Linked DNA regions of Homo sapiens: region 1 is linked to region 2. Evidence: chromatin loops called from intact Hi-C (ENCODE). Cell type or tissue: B cell. All regions are shown on one strand. Each heading gives the region's core, and the rest is flanking DNA. Links, peaks and the distances in the headings are about the cores only.

The links. A loop is a pair of places that touch in the nucleus more often than their neighbours do. Peaks named below come from ENCODE experiments on the same cell type or tissue, not always from the same donor. Only the 100,000 strongest peaks of a DNase experiment are listed, where the experiment ranks them.
Region 1: it touches region 2 in a loop (15-fold over the local background); 10 of 110 quality-filtered maps call a loop at or near these places.

The regions. Positions count from the first base shown.
Region 1 is chr1:161,739,579-161,744,307 of GRCh38, forward strand. No RefSeq gene overlaps it. Among named protein-coding and RNA genes, the nearest start is that of DUSP12, 7.8 kb to the right of the region's middle. RefSeq lists an enhancer at 4,466-4,625. In B cell, for the core only: CTCF peaks have their summits at 2,100 (motif pointing left) and 2,305; DNase peaks (open chromatin) are centred at 1,573 and 2,063; H3K4me3 peaks cover 1,286 bases; H3K27ac peaks cover 1,294 bases.
Region 2 is chr1:161,224,072-161,228,620 of GRCh38, forward strand. TOMM40L (translocase of outer mitochondrial membrane 40 like) reads left to right here and starts at 1,989. Exons shown (of 10, transcript NM_032174.6): 1 at 1,989-2,065; 2 at 2,284-2,533; 3 at 2,817-2,884; 4 at 3,187-3,279; 5 at 3,565-3,666; 6 at 3,813-3,918; 7 at 4,115-4,237; 8 at 4,357-4,433. The coding sequence starts at 2,419. MIR5187 (microRNA 5187) reads left to right here and starts at 3,115; the gene lies at 3,115-3,190. RefSeq lists enhancers at 1,395-1,504, 1,965-2,034, 3,549-3,728. In B cell, for the core only: CTCF peaks have their summits at 3,467 (motif pointing right) and 3,668; DNase peaks (open chromatin) are centred at 2,630 and 3,510; H3K4me3 peaks cover 1,120 bases; H3K27ac peaks cover 259 bases.

The sequences.
Region 1 (4,729 bases), core at 703-3,202, 510 kb after region 2:
AGATATGTTTGTTGGCATGACATCTTAAAGGATTTGGAAATAATCTGTGGACTAACCTAAAGTTTACAGGACTTCTGATTTTTCTAGTTCAAAAATCCTTTAGGGAATATTAGAGAAGGCATTATTGGCCTTAACTTTTTTTGGATAGGGGCACAGAAGTTCAGAGAGCTTAACTGGCTGGGCCAAAGTTATTTAACTACTACGTGACAGAACCAAAATTTAAATCTAGGGTTTGTGCATGCAAGTCCAGAGCTCTTTCCACTATAACACACTGGCCTAAGTGCAGGCAGCAAAAGCTCTCCAAGGTTGTGACGGGACCCATGGCCATTCTCTGCATTTTGTCTGTCCGGGGAAGAATGGAGGGAGAGGGTTTGTGCAAAGTGTCACTCAGCAAACCCTGATGTGGAATGGGGAACATCTGTGGTCTCCCTTGCCCCACTCATCTGACTCTCTGTTTACCAATTTCTTCTTGAATCAAAAAAGGAACTGAGAGCATGGCCCAAATGTCACGAACCGGTTCCTGCCCCAGCATTTCTCAGAAGGACAGATAAACAATGTGATGGATGTGCTAATGTTGGGTTGGGTGGGGAGGGTCGGAAGTTGGGCAGGAAGAGTTATTTGCTCAGTTGGCCAAGTTATTCCTACGCAGTGAGAGGGCTTCAACTACCAATCCATTATCGCTGGTCCTAGGGTTCTGTAGAGCTGAAGTTATTGCCTCAGAATCTTGATAATAGGTGCTACAGAAGGAGGACACATCTTTACAAAGACGAGCCTCTAAATGAATATGCAGACTTAGGGATGTGGTTGTGGCAGGGTAGATGATTAAGATCTACTTTTCTCTAAGTTCTCATGGCCATTGAATTCCTGGACTGGTTGTGTAGTGATTTATCTCTGCCCAACAGCTTTTCTCACCAGTCACCCATAGCCATTTCTCCAGGCCACTTCTTCACCATAGCTCCAGCCTCTCCTGTTCTGCATCCTCTCTGAACTGCCTCTAGTGCAGTGGTTTAACTTAGAATTTCTTTATCGCACTAATGAGATATGTTGTCCATTCTTACTACGGCTCTGCAATGTGCCTATACTTATTCCTATTTTACATATTAAGGAGCTGAGACTTGGGAAATCAAATAACTTTTTAAGAGTACACGATTACCTATTAGTAAGTAGCAGGCCCAGATGCAGCTTGGGATTCACTTCTAGGTTTTCTCTGGCCTCAGACTATGTGCCTCAAAGACAGTGCTAAATTTGAACTCATCACGTCCTAGGTACCTACCTTCTATAGAATCATGTTATTATTCTTCCATTTATATTTTTGTTCGACATTGTTATTTGGGAGCCTCAAAGTATATTTTCACATCTGTCCTAGATCTTAAGTCGCATTAAGAACATAATTGTAAAAATTGACAAACAGTTACTGATAACTCACGGATGCAGGAGGGCACTGGTGGCAATGCTGGAAATATTAATAGAAAGAGGAACTTGTATTTGGACCATGATGAGGAGGTGATGAGACAAAAGAAGGGAAATTTCTCTGTGACTGCTCAGCAGAGATCTGCACTTATAGTAAATGTTCTATAGATGATAATTATAAATCACAACTGTGACTATGCTCTAGAAGCCCACAAGTTTTGAGAAACAACTAGAGTAAGAAGACTGGGGTCATGTGTATCCGCATGCGGTCAGCCTTGTTACATAAAATGGGTGCCTTCTCAAAAAAGCAAGCCATCGCACACTTGACGATCTCTTAGCATTTATAAGAAATTTTTGCTTACTCAATATTCATCAAGATTGCAGTTTTAATGGTGATAAAAACAAATTGTGGCTGTGTGTGTGTGTGTGTGTGTGTGTGTGTGTGTGTGTTTGTGTGTATCTACTAATCCTAAAACAGAGAGCCTCTTCTCCTTTCCTTGACGGGAAAGCAACCCAGCTCCCTCTCTAAAGATAGCATTTCCTTCCTTGGGCCTAACATCCTGATTATGCTCTTACAGGGCTTCCATATTCATTTTTCCTTTTTTCAAGACAAGTGCAGAGAAAACGTATTTTACCAAAAGGCAAATAATGCCCCCTAGTGGCTAAAATCCTAAATACAGAAGCTGTTAAATTCACTCCCAGTTAGATATATACTGAGCCAGCCTCTGCGGGCATTCAGTAACAATCGAGATGTGTCTCCTGCCCCTATCCTTGAAGGAACTTATGCAGTAATTTTAGGGAATTGAGAAGGGAAATCTCACTTCTAAGGATACCATAATAAAATGTCAGTAAATGAACCCTTACGTTTCACCTCTTTTCCAGAATATAAATATCTATTATTCTTCATGGTGAAGAATTTTAATAATACTAGTTGAAATAGATAAATAAAAACTATATAAGAAGAAGTACATAATGCATTTCATGTAAGTCTCTCTCATAATGCCCACTCCCATAAATAACTAGTTAATGGTTTTATATACCATCTATCTTTCAACATTTTTCATATATGTGCATACATATATGTATTTTTAAAGTAAATGTGCTCAGACATTTCTACTTGTAAACCAGCTTTTTAAAACTTTATGATATAACCATACAATCCAGCAATCCCACTGCTAGGTATATACCCCAAAGAAAGGAAATCAGTATGTCAAAGAGATATCTGCACTTCCGTGTTTGCTGCAGCACTATTCACAGTAGCCAAGATATGGAAGCAACCTATGTGTCCATCGACAGATGAATGGATAAAGAAAATGTGGTACTCATGTGATAGAGTACTACTCAGCCATAGAAAGAATTAGATTCAGTCACTAGCAACAACATAGATGGAACTGTGGATCATTATGTGAGTGAAATAAGCCAGGTAGAGAAAGACAAACATCGCACGTTCTTACTTATTTATGGGATCTAAAAATCAAAACAATTGAACTTATGGAGATAGAGAGTAGAAGGATGGTTACCAGAGGCTGGGAAGGGTAGCTGGCGGTTAGGGAGGAGGTGAGGATGATTAATTGTTACCAAAAGAAAAAGAAATAGAATAAGGCCTAGTATTTGATAGCACAACAGGATGACTATACTCAATAATAATATAATTTTACATTTAAAAATAAGTAAAAGGGTGTAATTGGATTGTAGCACAAAGGATAAATGCTTGAGGGGATGGATACCCCATTTTCTGTAATGTGATTATTACACATTGCACGCCTATATCAAAACATCTCATGTACCCCATAAATATATACACCTAGTATGTACCCACAAAATAAAAAAATATTATTTTAAAAAACTTTCTGATATAGCTACCACATCCCTCTTTGTTATATTTCTTAGTAGTTGCCTAGTATTTCACTGAATTGATAAAACAACCCATTTAACCAATCTATTACTTGTAGTCATTTAGATGTCTCCAGTTATTCAATATTATAGACAGTGGATGCTGTATCGGCAGTCACCAAGATCATCCTCAGGCTCCCTCAGGCTCCCTCAGGCTCACTGATTTACTAGGAGGATTCACAGAACTCAGAAAAGCTGATATACAAAGTTATGGTTTATTAGAGTGAAAGGATACAGATTAAAATTCAGCGAAGGGAAAAGGCCCAGGGGTGAAGTTCAAGAGAAACCAGGTGCAAGCTTCCAGGTATGGCCTCCCAGAAGAATTTGTACAGAGATGTGCTTAATTTTCCCAGCAATGATGCATGGCAACATGTGTGAAGTATTGCCGAGCAGGAAGCTCACCCAAGCCTTGGGTTTTTATTGCGGGCCAGTTGCATGGGCATGCGTCACCTGCATGACTGACCTTACCTACTCAATTTCCAGCCTCCCGGAGGTCAAACTGATACAGCATGGCCCAGGGCCTCAGGCATACGGAAACAGGCTTTACCATAGTCACGCTGTTAGCATATCTAGTCAAACTGATATAGTGTGGCATGAGGAGTTGGTCAAGGGCCAGTCCTCCCGAAGACAGACCATTCCTTGAACTTGCAGGGCTTGAGCAATCAGAACCTGCAGAGTTAACCCTTTACTACACATACGTCTTTTATATTTATGATCTGAACACTGACTAGGCCTTCAGCAGCCCGTTCCCACAGGTCTGCTTCCATGTATGCTCTCCACAGAGAGTATTCACATATTCGCCACTCTCCTCAGGCAATTTTTCCTCAAACTGGCTATTCTTCTCACAGCTCTATCCTCACAGCATATAAACTAGGTTTTTATTTCACCCAGAAAATAGAAACCATCAGAAGAGAATGCCTTTAACTTCTTGCCGCCAAAACTCCTGAGCCTCCCTTCATCCCCACCCATTATTTTCTTCTTTCCTCTGGTTACCATGGAAAAGGTTAATCATCCACTGGGCTTTGGATCCCATTCCACCCCCTAATTAATTCAAGGACTCCTTTTCTCCTGTATCTTTAACTGTTTTCCCTCTTCTGATATGTCTACAACTTTTCCTATAGAAAAAAGAAAAAGAAAAGAAACACCTCCCTCTTGCACACTTCCCTTTGGGTATGGTCTCTCCTTTCTTTCATCTTGAAAGTTGAGTCCACACCTACCACCTCCATTTTCCTGCTTTCCACTTCCTCCTTGCCTCCTGCAATCAGGTTCCATTTCCCCAACCCCACTCCCAACAATCTCACCGAAACTACTCTCGCTATGGATACTAAGACCTTGTGATTGTTAAACCTGATGAAAGCTTTTAGTCCTCACTTTATTTGGCCTCTCTAGTATGACTCATCCTTGGTTTCTAAGATACCAAATTTTC
Region 2 (4,549 bases), core at 2,050-4,549:
GCAGAAGAAAGGAGAAAGGAATTGAAATCAGGGACAGGGTTGAGGGCTATGGGGGTTAGGGGAATGAGGGTCGGGTAAGAGGGCAAGTGTAAATGATCTTGTCCGTTTTTGAGTTAATGTGTAATGAGACGGGGAGAAAACAGGAGAGCCCAGAATGACCTGGATGCTGATCACTGAACATACCCTACCCCCAGTAAAACAAATTCAGAAAACAGCTTCCGCCCGTCCCCTCCCAATGGAGGGCTCTGGCAGGAAAAGAGGTGAATAAGAGGCTTCTACCAGGGTAAAGGTTGAAGGCACCTGGTCATTTGATCACCTTATCAGTTCTAGGCAGTGATTAGCCAATATTGAGTCAGCAGGGGCAATAGCCCTGGCCCTTGTCTCACTCCTGTTGGGGGTGGGGGAGGGGGAGAGGTACATTCCCAGGTTCAAAGCATTTGGGTGAAATCAGTTAAATAGATATCAGAAGCTTTTGTATCTTTCACCCTTTTGCCCCCCAAGCATACTCGCTGAGTATGTGGAACATTCCTGAGGGTGACAGTGGAGGCGCAAAGCTGATGAGGGAGGTAGTGACCAGAGACCAAGAAATCTTTGTTTTTTAACTTTTGTTTTAAATTCAGAAGTATATGTGCAGGTTTTTTTGTTTGTTTTCCTGAGACGGAGTTTTGCTCTTGTTGCTCAGGCTGGAGCGTAATGGCATGATCTCGGCTCACTGCAACCTCCACCTCCCGGGTTCAAGGATTCTCCTGCCTCAGCATCCCAAGTAGCTGGGATTACAGACATGCGCCACCACGCCCGGGTAATTTTGTACTTTTAGTAGAGACGGGGTTTCCCCATGTTGGTCAGGCTGGTCTTGAACTCCCGACCTCAGGTGATCTGCCCGCCTCGGCCTCCCAAAGTGCTAGGATTACAGGCATCAGCCACCGCCCCTGGCCTATATATGCAAGTTTGTTACACACGTAAACTTGTGTCATGGGGATTTGTTGTACAGATTATTTCATCACCCAGGTATTAAGCCTAATATCCATTAGTTATTTTTCCTGATCTTCTCCCTCCTCCCACCCTTCACCCTCCAAGACCAAGAACTCTTACTCCATTTTCAATTATTCCCCTGTGGAGCGCTTAGTGCTTGAGGTCAGCCCTTTGGCTTGTCCCTGGTCCTGGGATGGAGTGCCTTTGGGGGCCAGGCTCCATATTCCTAGATTTTATTTGCCAACTCTGCCTTGGGACTCAGGGAAGGAAGGGTTAAATACAGAAAGCAGCTGTTTCAGCGAATAGTTCTGCTAGAACTTACTCCTCTGCGCCAAACTCTCACACCCGTTTCCATTCCACCAAGTGGTCAAGAGCGGGGACTTCGAGAGATGTAGACCTCCAGAAGAGAAGGGTGGGTCCCTGTTCTAGGGAGTGCTGCGCTTAATGAGTAGTACTCATTTGGAGGTGTGCTGTGGAGGGCTGTGAGGAGGATTTCCCATGGGTTCTTTGGAGAGAAGGGAGCGATAGAAATGAACCAGGGTTCCAAAGAAGTCTTCATAATCGTTCTTTCTGCCACCCTTCACACTATGCCAGTCTACAAGCTGTAGTTCCACTTTTCTCATGGATGAAACTACATGGGTGGAAGGAGCTTCAGTGGCCCAAGCTACAAGATGCTCCCTCTAGTGTCTTGTACGCTCACAAGTTTTTTTCCGACCTTGGAGAGGCCTAGTGATCTAAAGCCTTCCACTTAAGTCTAAGGGGCCACCAATCAAGTCCTGCCCGCCTCTGCAGCTCCAGGGTTGAAGCTCTTGGGCCGTCAGACCTGCCACTCATTTTCTTCCTCCCTTCCCATTGGCCCATGGTAAATAGCGAGGCTTTTTTTTTTTTTTTTTTTTTTCATTGATTGGGCGGGGCCCAATCAGGGTTGGGTTGGGTCTTTGACAGCTTTCTTTGCCAGATTCAAAGATGGCGCTTACGGCCACGCTAAGAATGCAGCGTGAAGCTGCAGTTCTGCCATCACTCAAGATGGCTGCCCCCATCAAGATGACCGGGGTGTGCCGGGGGGAAAGGGGCAGCATGATGGTCTGAGATGGTAAGGGATACTGCACCATTGCGGGCCTGGTCTTGGGGCCTGGGAATGAAGAATAGAGAGGCTAGGGAGCTAGGTGAAGTCTGTGGTGGGGGCTAGGATCAGAGAAAGGGAGAGAGGACAAGGGTGACAAGTGGGGGTGAGAGATCAAAGATGGGGCGGGAGTGTGCCTAGGGTTGTCTCTCCATGAGTGCTCTCCTTCCCTACTCTTCCTGTTCCAGGTGTAGCGTCGGACCATGTGGAAGTTTCTGAGGCTGGGGAGCCGGATAATGGGGGGTGGGGCCCGTTGGGGGGTAAAGGGGCAATAGCGTCCTTTCACAGGCTAACCTCGGCTCTTCCCAGTCCTCTGGACTAAAATGGGGAACACATTGGGCCTGGCACCAATGGGGACTTTGCCCCGCCGGAGCCCCCGCCGAGAGGAACCCCTGCCCAACCCTGGGAGCTTCGATGAGCTGCACCGTCTATGCAAAGGTGAGAACTTGGCACTTGGGTGTCTCAGGATGAAGGGGCAGAGGAGTGGAGGGTCTTGAATGCCGGATGTCCGGCGATGGGAGCAGGAAAGGGGAGATCATAGCTGGGTCATGCAGCCTCAGGGAGGATCAGGTGCCCAAATGAAGTGGAGCATTTCATTGCAGGACTTGAAAGGAGGTTAATTCCTCCAAAGTGTTCCCTATGGGATTGAAAGGGGAGACTATCTTTTGGGGTAGGGGTTCTTTGTCTGTGCTTATTCCTTCCCTTCCCCTACCCCCTTCAGATGTATTCCCAGCACAGATGGAGGGAGTGAAGCTCGTTGTCAACAAGGTTCTGAGCAGCCATTTCCAGGTGCTCCCACTTCTCTGGCCCCTCCTTACTATTCCCCCTTTCCTGTCCCTGGATCATCTTCTCCTTTCCTTTGTACTCCAGCCCTAGCCAGTCTATGTGGGACAAATGAGGGAGGATGTGGGGTTCTCTTTACCTCCGTGCCTGTGGGACTTGTTGCTTTTAATCCGATGACCTTCTCTGTATATGTTGGAATATTTAGGATTCTTGAGAGGCCCTCTGGATGGGGAAAAGACTAAGGGTGGGATGAGGGATTGAAGTGGAGCAGGAATGCGCTTTTCTCCACTGAATCCTCTTTTCCTCAGGTGGCGCACACTATACACATGAGTGCCCTGGGCTTGCCGGGATATCACCTCCATGCGGCCTATGCAGGGGATTGGCAGCTCAGTCCCACTGAGGTGAGGGCTCCACACACCTGGGTCATCTCCCTAAAAACCAATCTGGGACCCAGGTCTGGAGGAAGAGGAATTGTGTGTGTTATGGGGAGGAATGGGCCGTAACCTGATTCTCTGTGTCTTTTCTGAATGAGAGAGGGTAGAGAAACATTTTCTGTGAAGAGCCCAGAGTGTGTCTTTGTGACTCCACCAGGGGGCGCTGTGCACTCTTAATGAAGTTCTATATTTGGGTTTAGGCTGAGTGGTGCCATCCGGCTCAGCCTTACTACTGTGTACACCCTTCCACAGGTGTTCCCCACTGTGGTAGGGGATATGGACAGCAGTGGCAGCCTGAACGCCCAGGTCTTGCTCCTCTTGGCAGAGCGGCTCCGAGCTAAGGCTGTCTTCCAGGTGACCACAGTTCCTGCCTCCATCCCCTGAGGCACTTCCTCTTTCTCCTCCACGGGTTTCCTGCTCTGAGGGCTTGGAAGGAGGAGCAGAGTCTATAATGATCATAAAGAGGGAGGGAGATTTTACTTCTTGCTCTTGCCACCCAGACGCAGCAGGCCAAGTTCCTGACATGGCAGTTTGATGGCGAGTATCGGGGAGATGACTACACAGCCACTCTGACCCTAGGAAATCCTGACCTGATTGGGGAGTCGGGTGAGGAACTGGGACAGGGTTCTTTTTATCTTGGCGGCCCATTTGCTAATGTTACTATGCCTCTTCATCTTCTGTACAGTTTGGAGTTTAGAAAAGGAACTTCTTGGGCAGGCTGGGGTGGCGGTTATTGGGAGTGAGGGAGCAGGTCTGGATATTGTCTCTATGACTGACTCCATGTCTCCCCATTCCCCCACAGTGATCATGGTTGCTCACTTCCTGCAGAGCCTCACTCATCGGCTGGTGCTGGGAGGAGAGCTAGTTTATCACCGGCGGCCAGGCGAAGAGGGGGCCATCTTGACACTGGCTGGGAAGTACTCGGGTATGGGGCGAAGTGAAGTAGTGGTGGTGGTGGGGGGCAATTCTGGACTTTTCTGGGGTTCCTGGCCTGTGTCATACTACAGTTAACACTCCTTCCCCTCTGTACTTTGGATTTTACAGCTGTACACTGGGTAGCTACATTGAATGTGGGATCAGGCGGGGCCCATGCAAGTTACTACCACAGGGCAAATGAACAGGTGAGACCTCTGATCTCATTCCCTCCTTGTCAGCAAGTCAGTCATGAACTTCTGTTCATCTGGACCTCTATCGCCCTGCTGACCTATTTTTCTTCCTACCACGCTGTGTATATATT